2 separate regions of the Homo sapiens genome follow, and region 2 is linked to region 1. A link is a contact called in ENCODE Hi-C or POLR2A ChIA-PET data. All regions are on one chromosome and are shown on one strand. Each heading gives the region's core, a stretch centred on a gene start or an enhancer-like site at or near the end of the contact. The rest is flanking DNA. Distances are from core to core; before and after follow the strand shown.

What was found. Hi-C counts contacts between places; a loop is a spot of excess contacts on that map. ChIA-PET counts read pairs that join two places held with the same protein, here RNA polymerase II (POLR2A). Pooled maps may share reads with other maps.
Region 2: a loop to region 1 is called in a map of naive thymus-derived CD4-positive, alpha-beta T cell, with 13 times the contacts of the local background. The contact joins the promoter of ZNF766 here to the promoter of ZNF347 in region 1. A Hi-C loop is called at or near these places in 1 of 168 maps with a recorded cell type or tissue (naive thymus-derived CD4-positive, alpha-beta T cell) and 8 of 50 pooled maps. POLR2A ChIA-PET finds 5 or more read pairs at or near these places in 1 of 52 experiments (HEK293).

What each region holds. Positions count from the first base shown.
Region 1 is chr19:53,155,550-53,160,693 of GRCh38, forward strand. ZNF347 (zinc finger protein 347) reads right to left here and starts at 3,504. Exons shown (of 5, transcript NM_032584.3): 1 at 3,460-3,504. RefSeq lists an enhancer at 3,407-3,701 and a silencer at 3,437-3,686.
Region 2 is chr19:52,268,250-52,273,069 of GRCh38, forward strand. It overlaps ZNF766 (zinc finger protein 766), which reads left to right and starts at 1,338. Exons shown (of 4, transcript NM_001010851.3): 1 at 1,338-1,382. The coding sequence starts at 1,365. LOC124904763 (a long non-coding RNA gene) reads right to left here. Exons shown (of 4, transcript XR_007067331.1): 3 at 3,586-3,724; 4 at 995-1,992. RefSeq lists enhancers at 1,079-1,624, 1,547-1,841, 2,275-2,344 and a silencer at 1,135-1,364.

The DNA.
Region 1 (5,144 bases), core at 2,254-4,753:
GTCTCGAACTCCTGGACTCAAGCAATCCTCCCACCTTGGCCTCTGAAAGTGTTGTGATTACAGGTGTAAGCCGCTGTGCCCAGCCCTGTGTACGTGTCTTAATGGAGAACACCACTCCCTAGGTACAGGGATGAATTCCCTTGAAGTTAAAATTTTGAAAGCTTTACAGATTGTGAAGGAAAAAAAAAGTTAAAATTGATGGCACGCATATTGTCCTGAGACTGTGAGTGAGGCTGGTACATGGTACACAATTGCAGGGCCAGCAGCAGCCAGAAGCAGGAACAGGCCATTCCCAGTCACTACTGAGTAGAGATCACAGGTCCTGACAGGTGGGTGGGCCACTTGGAGGTCTTTTCCTTTAGTCTTTGAGATAGGAAAAAACCCAACTCTACATTCTGCTCTCACACTAAACACAGAATACTTCACCTCTAGTCACCAAAATGTGTGTGTGGCTTTTCCCACAATGACCAGGGGACTCCCAGGGGACTCCCAGCTCGGGGGGGGGGGGGGGTTAGGCGGGGGTCCTACAATTTCATTCAACTCTGATATTATCTACAAGACAGCATGGGCCGGGCACAGTGGCTCATGCCTGTAGTCCCAGCACTTTGGGAGGCCAAGGCAGGAGGATCACTTGAGGCCAGGAGTTAGAGACCAGCATGGCCAACATGGCAAAACCTCGTCTCTACTAAAAATACAAAAATTAGCTGGATGTGGTGGTGCACACCTGTAATCCCAGCTACTTGGGAGGCTGAGGCAGGCAGGAGAATCGCTTGAACTCGGGAGGCAGAGGCTGCCTTGAGCCAAGATTGCGCCACTGCACTCCAGCCTGGACAACAGAGCGAGACTGTTTCAAAAAGAAAAAAAAAAAAAGACTGCATGACGAGGTGCTACAGGTTCAGAGCTCAGTCTAAAACTGCCCCTCACTTCAGACACAGTATGCCAGTGGTAACTGTCACTTATACTTTTGAGTGACCTGATAAATACTGTGGTTCTCTTAACCCCTCCTCGGCTTTGATTAACTTTCTAGGACAGCTCTTCCTTCTGACTGTTCATCTGTATCTTCTGTAATATCCTTCATAACAAATGTGTAAACTAAGTGAAGTGTTTTCCCTGAGTTCTTTGAGCCGCCCTCACAAATTAATAGAACCTGAGGTGGTGGGGAGGGGGATGTCAAGGGAATCCCCAGTGTATAGCTGGTCGCTCAGAAGTTCAGGTACCAACGGGAGACTTACAACTGGCACCTGATGCGGGGGCAATTTCGTGGAACTGAGCCTCAATCAGTGGGATCTGATGCTAACTCCAGGTAGAGAGTTTCAGAATTGAGTTAAACTATACGACACTCAGTTAGTGTCTGATAGAGAACGGGTTGTTGGTGGGAGAAATCCGCACACATTTTCGTGAGTGGAGGCGAGACACTGTGTAGAATGTGCCCTGTTGTATTGAGTGTGACAGGAAAGAAAATCAAAGGAAAAATATTTTTTCCTCTTAGTTCATACACTCGCCCACACCCTACCCTATTCCAGGAAAAGGGAAGTGGGTGGACTCAAAACTAAATGAGCGAAGTCACTGCCCTCTGGTTTGAATAGTGATTGCAAATGAAGCTATACCCTAATACTAATAATTGTCAAATGCACGTGTTACGCATTTTACATAAAGGAGTTTCTTCCATTCTCATTTGCAACTGCATAATTTAAGTAAACGTATTTTAAATGTGTTGCATTATTTTAAACCCAGAAACCAATGTCACAATGTCATCATCACATCTAATCAACGCACCACTCACCTGGACTCAGGGTCCCTCTCTTGCTTCCATACTGTGTGTTTCCCTCCCTCATCCTCTACATAGCTCTCATTCTCACATTAGCTTATTTTTTATTTTCTGTGTTTTTCCCCTGGTTCTTTGCGCGTCGTTCTGAGCCCCTCTCATCTCCTGCTATTTCTCCCCTTCTTCCTCCGCTTGCACCTGTTCTGTCCCATTCTGGGGCCTTGTTTCAACTCTGATTCCTCTTTCTCCCCAGTCTTTTCATTGTCCCCAGTCTCCATATATTTCTGCCTCTTTCTTCTCCCATCTCTGCTCCCTCTGTTGAATCTCCTCTTCCCTTCTACACCTCTTGCCCCACTCTCTGGCACCCCCAGATCCCAGGCCTCCCCCTGCTGTGGTTCTCCTTCTGCTCTCCTCGTCACCGGCTGTCCCCTCTTGCTGTCCCAGCACCACGCTGCTTGTCTGCCCTGGCTCCAAATCCCTCCTCCTCTCCCGGACTCTGTCTGAGGAGCCTCCCACTTTCTGGCCCTCTCCCTACCTTGCTGTCCTTCATGTCTCTGGACATCGAGCTTTTCTCTACATTTCCCCAGTTGCTTTTCTCCTTCTGCCTTCTCAGCTCCTTCTCTTACCATCTGCAAATCCCTCGCCCATCCTCTACTTTGCCATCTGGTTACGGGTTTCCCTCACTCTTTCCTCTCAGTTTTTCTACTTCTCTCTCTGTCTCTGCCCCTTTCTCTACCTGCTAATCCCCTTGGTCCACACATTCACAGGAAGGTTTGGACTAAGACGCCTGCATCTTGGAGGAGCGCATTTTCCAGGGGCTGGAGCTGGGCAGGCAAGAACACCGGGTGTCACAGGACAGGCCCCGGGCACCTCCCCAGCGCGGGCTCAGGAGAAGCGGGGACTGCGAAGGGGAGGCCTGGGGAGCAGCAGGGCCCGGCACGAGGAGGAGGGAGGTGGCGGGGCGACGGCGCCTTAGAAGAGGGGTGGGGTCTGCAGGATGCCAGGACCAGGCAGAGGACGCGGCCTCGCCGGTACCGGGGCTGAGGAGCTGCGCTCCAGGGGCCGACGAGGGCGAGGCTGGGAGGCACCCAGGGCGGGAATCCACCTCGCGGGCGAGGACTTTAAAAAGCCCGGGGCGGGAGGAGGGGTCAGGAAAGGGTTTTAAGCGGGAGGAAGACGCGAAAGGCCGGGGACAGGGAGAAGCCTCAGAGCTACTTCAACCCAAAGAGAAGCGACTCCGAACCCACACCGCGAGTCAGCTGGGGTGGAGGGCGCGGTGCGGGGATCTTAAGGTCTGTAGCTGCCGGGCGCAGTGGCTCACGCTTGTAACCCCAGCACTTTGGGAGGCCGAGGCGGGCGGATTACCTGAGGTCAGGAGTTCGAGATCAGCCTGGGCAACACGGTGAAACCCCGTCTCTACTAAAAATACAAAATTAGCCGGGCGTGGTGGCACATGCCTGTAATCCCAGCTACTCGGGAGGCTGAGGCAGGAGAATCGCTTGAACCTGGGAGGCGGAGGATGCGGTGAGCCGAAATCGCGCCATTGCACTCCAGCCTGGACAACAAGAGTAAATCTCCGTCTCACCAAAAAAAAAAAAAAAGAAAAAAAAAAAGGTCTGTAGCGAGCCCGGGAACTGGCTGCGGAAACGGGGCACGGCGGTTCGCAAGTTTAATCCATACTGAGGGACACTCACGCTCGGCGGCGTCACCCGCACCCAACACGATCCGCTTCCGGAACTGCAGAAAACTGCGCGTGCGCGGAAAAGAGCCCGGGCACTCTGGGGGCGGGGCCTGGGGAGAGGCGGGGTCTGCGGACGAAACGCTGGGGCGGAGCTGGGGCGGGGTCTGCGCTTCCCTCAGCCTGCCTAGCCCGCAGTCTCATTTTTCCCGGTTTAGAAACGCTGGAGTGTTCACTATGTCCCCGGGAGCACCGTTCCAATTTGAAGCAGTTTTAAGGTGAAAGAATAGACTTACGTGGACCACTTATGATAGAAACCAAAATGATTTCCTCTTACCAAGTTGAAAACGGTTTATGTTAAAATTGTTTGCCGGCGGGTTGGACCCAGTCCTGCTAGGGAGTCTGCTGCAGCTCAGGAACGGGGATCTGGGAATCGGGGATCTCGGTCTGGGAACTGGGATCTTAGTGGAGGATCCACGAGGCACGGCGATTGGATCCAGCAATTCCTGCAATTAAAATGTATTTAATTTAACTAAAATGTCTGGAAATTATCTCTGAGGATGATTCAAAGTAGAATGGGAAATGCAGCATCCTACCTGGACGGATATGCAATTTAATGCAGTAGCCCAACAGAACCTCCTTTACATTTCAAATCCCCATTCTCCCCAGTGGAAGAGTCAAGCCTGTGCTCAATTCATGGGAAGGTTAAGGCCGATAAGTTAGATCACCAAGGGCTGCTTTATTGTTCTTTAAAACATATATTTTTGTAAAGATGGGAGTCTCGGCCCAGGCTGGTCTCCAACTCTTGACCTCAAGCAATCCTCCTGCCTGGGCCTCCAAAATTGCTGGGATTACAGGAGTGAACTACTGTGCCCAGTCAACTACTGATTTAAACCATGTGAATTTTTAAAAAATAGAGATAAACTGCATTATTTTTGCTTATATTCGTTATTCCGTTCCACACTTGAAATGACTTAACCACAAACAACTTTGACATAATCTTTCTTTGCATCAAAATATGCTTAAATCAATAATTTCTAAATATCATGTAATTTCAAATTCACTTTATGGGCATTCTGAAGGGAACTTGACACAGTACTTTTTATTTTAAAATTGTAATCTATATTGGGTCTATTTTTTTGTTTTCTGTTTCTTAATGTTCTATCAGATGTGGATAACAGAGTGTGGAAAATAGTCACCACATGACAATTGGATTTATTTTCGCCTAAAGAATAGTTTTCCAGTATTTCTAACGTACCATCCCAGTACATTGACTGAACTAAAGACTCACAGGGATACCCTTTTTTCATGTTTATAGAGAACCTAGTTTATACCTGCTATTGTCTTATGTACATTTTCATGTCACACAATTTTATCTCCAAACAACACCCTTATTTATATACACCGTATAGTTTTCACTTTAACAAAATATTAAACGTTTCATCTGGGTTACAATATATGAAAGAAAAAAATAAAAGGGAAAATCATATTAAAAAATAAAAAGTAATTTTACTACAATTGAACATAAACCATGAAATATATTGCTCAATACCATAAACTGAAAATAACATTTCCATAGCCTTTGGAGAAATGCCCTTCCAGTAAAACTGCTTAATCATATTTATTATGTAAGAAACTTTTCCACAGATTTTCACTGAGTTAGTATAAAAACATCTTAGGCATTATAACTAAACAGGATTT
Region 2 (4,820 bases), core at 88-2,587, 890 kb before region 1:
GAGGTCAGGAGTTTGAGACCACCCTGGCCAACATGGCAAAACCCCATCTCTACTAAAAATCCAAAAATTAGCCAGGCGTGGTGGCACGCGCCTGTAATCCCAGCTACTCGAGAGCCTGAGGCAGGAGAATTGCTTGAACCCAGGAGGTGGAGGTTGCAGTGAGCTGAGATCGTGCCATTGCACTCCAGCTTGGATGACAGAGTTAGACTCTGTCTTAAGAAAAAAAAAGTTGGGGGGGTGAGATATCAGAGAAAAGCATACTTATTAGTACCTGTTAATTCAAAAATATTGCCATAAAATTATTGCCGGCAGACGTAAGGCTATTTAAAATTTGATAATCTAGTTTTACTTCTATCAGGGTTCTATAAAAGAATAATCGGCCTACCAAATACACTTAGAATTACTGCAGAGTTATTCTTTAGATCAATAAATACAATTGTCTTCTGAAGACTATTTTAAGGGCTTTGTTATCTACAGGGGCCAGTACATTGAAGAAGAGAAAACAAACAAGATTTAAGAGATTATAATTTTTAAAATAAAAAGTATGTTTACTTATTACTTTCAGAATGCACCTAAAGTGAATCTGAAATTACAGTATTTTTAGAAAATATTGACCTAAGCCTCAGCCTCCCAAGTAGCTGGGATTATAGGCGTGTGCCATCACGCCCGGCTAATTTTTGTATTTTTAGTAGAGACGGGGTTTCTCCATTTTGGTCAGGCTGGTGTCGAACTCCTGACCTCCAGTGATACGACCGCCTCGGCCTCCCAAAGTGCTGGGATTACAGGCGTGAGCAACCGTGCCCGGCCTCTATTGCTTTTTTAAAAGCAATAGCTGGTGACCTGACTTCTCACCGGCCTTAGCACTCCACGCCCCAGATGTGGCCCAGGAAACTCTTTGGAACTCTCTACTCCAGAGTGAATGGGGAATAGAAATGGAGAGGATTTCTATGCTATTCTGTGGGGCGTCAGCGTGAAATTACACATTCTGCACAGGTTGAGTTTGCATATTGTATTTTAGTTTGCATTCCTTTCACAGACAATTTAAGGGATTTTCAATTAAATTTCTAAATTTTAATTGAATTCCTTAATTTTAATTGTGGGAACTTTCCTGGATCCAAACAACAGACGTTGACCCTCCTAGTGAGATCCCAGGTCACAAACCGTGGAGCGGCTCCAGCCTGACTGGCAAGTGTGGCTTGCAAAACGCGGAAAACCGAGACACGCCCAGAGATAGGAGGAGGGAAGTGCAGGCCCCGTCCAATAAGTATTCAGGCCCCGCCCGCCACGTCGCTGGCCACGCCCCGGCCCGGCCTCTCCGTTCGCGCGCAGCCGCCTGCAGACCCGGAAGTGGATGGCGTGGAGATATGGCGCAACTGCGGCGCGTGAGTTTTCCTTTGTTTAGATTAAGTGTTCGCTTAGCGGTGCCCTCACGCTTCTGTACCCGGGATGTGGGGGGCGGTACAGACCTTGAAATCCCCGCACCGCTCTCTCCACCCCGAGTAAATTCATGCGTCCCGTCAGAGTGTTAAAATCGCCCTAGGGCTGGTTCTGTCTCCGGTCGTTCTGCCGTAGGGCTGCGTAGGCAGCTGCTTTCGCGCCGTTTTCCTGCTTAAAACCCTTCAGTGACCCCTCCGCCAGCCCCGCGCCACGTAAAGTCCCCGCCTGCGAGGCGGATCCACGCCCTCCGGGTCCCAAGCCTCGTCCTTGTCGGCCCCTGGGGCGCAGCGCCGCAGCCGCCATTCGGGAGGGGCCGCGTCCTCTGCCTGGTCTGGGGATTCTGCAGACCCCACCCCTGATCTGCCTGCCGCCGTAGTCCTCCTTGGGCCGTTCCCTTCTGTCCCCAGGCCTTTTCGCAGTCACGGCTTCTCCGGATCCTGTGTTGGGGGAGGTGGCCGGGACCTATCTCAGGGCACCCAGTGTTCTTCCGTCCCAAATTCCTCCCATTGGAAACTGTGCTCTTGAGGAGGTGGGTATTTTATTCCAGTCCCCTCCCTGTGAATGTGAAGTGAAAGAGAGATGGAGAGCGAGGTAGAGGAAACAGAAAAATTTAGAGAGAAAATAATGAGGAAGATCCATAACAAGACGGCAACGCAGAGGGAGGGTGAGAGATTTGCAAAGTGAAAGAAGCACCCCAGGAAGTAGCAGGGAGAGAAAAGCAACTCGAGAAATGTAGAGAAAAGTTCTATTTCTAGACAGATGAAGGACAGCAAGGTAGGGAGAGGGGCAGCAAAGCGGGAGGCTCCTCAGACAAAGTTGGGGAGAGGAGGAGGGATTTGGAGCCAGGGCAGACCGAGCAGCGTGGTGCTGGCACAGCAAGAGGGGGCAGCCGGTGACAAGGAGGGCAAAGGGAGAACCACCCCAGAGATCTGGGGTTGCCAGACAGTAGGGACAAGGGGGCGTGACAGAGAAGAGGGAATTTAACAGGAGGAGCACAGATGGGAGAAGAAAGAGGCAGAAATATATGGAGATTGGAGACAATCAAAAGATTGGAGAGAAAGAGCAACAAGAGGAAAAAAATTGCAAGATGGAGCAGATGAAGTGGAAAAGAAGGAATAGAGGGAAGAAGGGGAGAAACTGCGGGAGAGGAGAGGGGCTCAAAATCTCGGCTCACTGCAACCTTAGCCTCCTGAGTTCAAGCGATTCTCCTGCCTCAGCCACCCGAGTAGCTGGGACTACAGGCGCCCGCCAGCTCGCCTGGCCAATTTTGTATTTTTAGTAGAGACAGGGTTTCACCGTGTTGGCCTGACGGGTCGTGAACTCCTGAGACCTCAGGTGATCTGCCCACCTCGGCCTCCCATAGTGCTGGGATAACAGGCTTGAGCCACCTTGCCCGGCCTCCTCACATTTTATTAATTTGCTGGAATGGTTCCCAGAACTCAGAGAAAATTTTACTTAGGTTTACTATCAGTTATAAAGGTTATTACAAAGGATACAGGTGGAAGAGCCATCCTAGCAAATCAAAATAGAGGAGTGTGTTTTGGAAACCGTTAATTTTATCCATATCTGAGGTGAGGGGCAGTCTTGTGGGACTGAGTCCTTAACTGGGATCTGATTCTATCTCCAGGTAGATACTATCAAAATTGAGTTAAATTGTGGGTCATCCAGCTGGGAGTGTGCCAGAGAACTGGTCAGTATGCGGAAAAACACGTGCACATTTCCATCTCAACCAGTAAAGGGAAGAGATCTCCAACCGGCCCACCCACCTGTCTCAGGGCCTGTGATCTCTACTCAGTAGTAACTGGGAATGGTCTGTCCCTCCCCCTGGCTGTTGCTGACCCTGCGATTGTGCACCAGGTGCCAGCCCTACTCACAGTCTCAGGACAGTGTGACATCCTTCCTCTGGCATCACCAATATTTACTTCAAGGGATTACTTTGGTTAGTGCACCCACATGGAGGTATTGTCCATGAAAACACACACAGACACACTGGCTGGGTGCGATGGCTCACGCCTGTAATCCCAGCACTTTGGGAGGCCAAGGCGGGTGGATCACTTATGGCCAGGAGTTCCAGACCAGCCTGGCCAGCACGGTGAAACCCCATGTCTACTAAAAATACAAAAATTAGCTGGGTGTGGTGACACGTACCTGTATTCCCAGTTACTCCGGAGGCTGAGGCAGGAGAGTCACTTGAACCCAGGAGGTGGAGGTTGCAGTGAGCCGAGATGGAGGTTGTAGTGAGCTGAGATCATGCCACCGCACTCCAGCCTGGGTGACAAGAGTGAGACTGTCTCAAAAAAAAAAAAAAAAAAAAAGCACAGATGAAGCCTTCATTTTCTTGCCACTCCTCCATGATTAAAATAAAAAATATTCTATTAATTACATCTCTCCCTGTAGTGAGTACCCCTCTTCAACGCTCCATTTGAGAACACAGTACACTAAAATCTTGTTTATATTTCTGTCTTCAGTCTTGCCTCCAGTTCTTGATTTACCCCCTTCCAATTAAGCTTTCACCTCCACCATTCCTTTGATCCTTTTTTCCCAGAGGTACCAGTGATCTCTGTGTTTCGAAGTCCAATTTTGAATTTCCTATCCTCATCTTTTCGTCTTAGCAACATGTTGCACAGCTGATCATTCCCTGTTCTTTTTTCTTAGCTTTGAAGACATCTCTAAGTTTAATTACTTTGTTTCAGATTTTTGTGTTACCAGTTTCCTCTGCTGGTGTCTCCTGAAGCTGTCTTCTCTGAATGTGGGAGTGTCCCATGATTTAGGTCTTTTTCATTTTTGTTTTTGTTTTTAAGACACGGTCTCAGTCTGTCACCCAGACTGGAGTGCAGTGGTGCAATCATAGCTCCCTGCAGCCTTGAACTCCCGGGCTCAGGAGGTCCTCCTGCCTCAGCCTCCCAAGTAGCTGGGACTCTAGGTGCATACCACCACACCTGAGTAATTTTTTTATTTTTTAGTACAGACTGGGTTTCCCTATGTTGAATAGGCTTGGATCTCAAAACTCTTCTCATCTCTTTTCACACACACTACCCTTCCTTATCATCTCATCTCATGGCTTTGAACCCCATCTACCTGTCTCCATGTGCCCTGCAGACCTCTGCCCTGAGGTCTAGAAACCTGTGTTCAGTTGTCCCCTCACTTCTCTGCTGGGACATCTAACAGGCATCTCCACCTTCGTATGTGCCACTTTCTGAACTCCCCCAAATGCATTCCCCTGCAGTCCTGCACATCTCAGATGAGGGTGACCCTGTACTTCCTGGGGCTTAGCTGAACTTGTCATATGTTCAAAATATGTAAGATGTTACATTGTAAATACATTAATATATTTTTTTTTCGAGACGGAGTCTTGCTGTGTCACCAGGCTGGAGTGCAGTGGT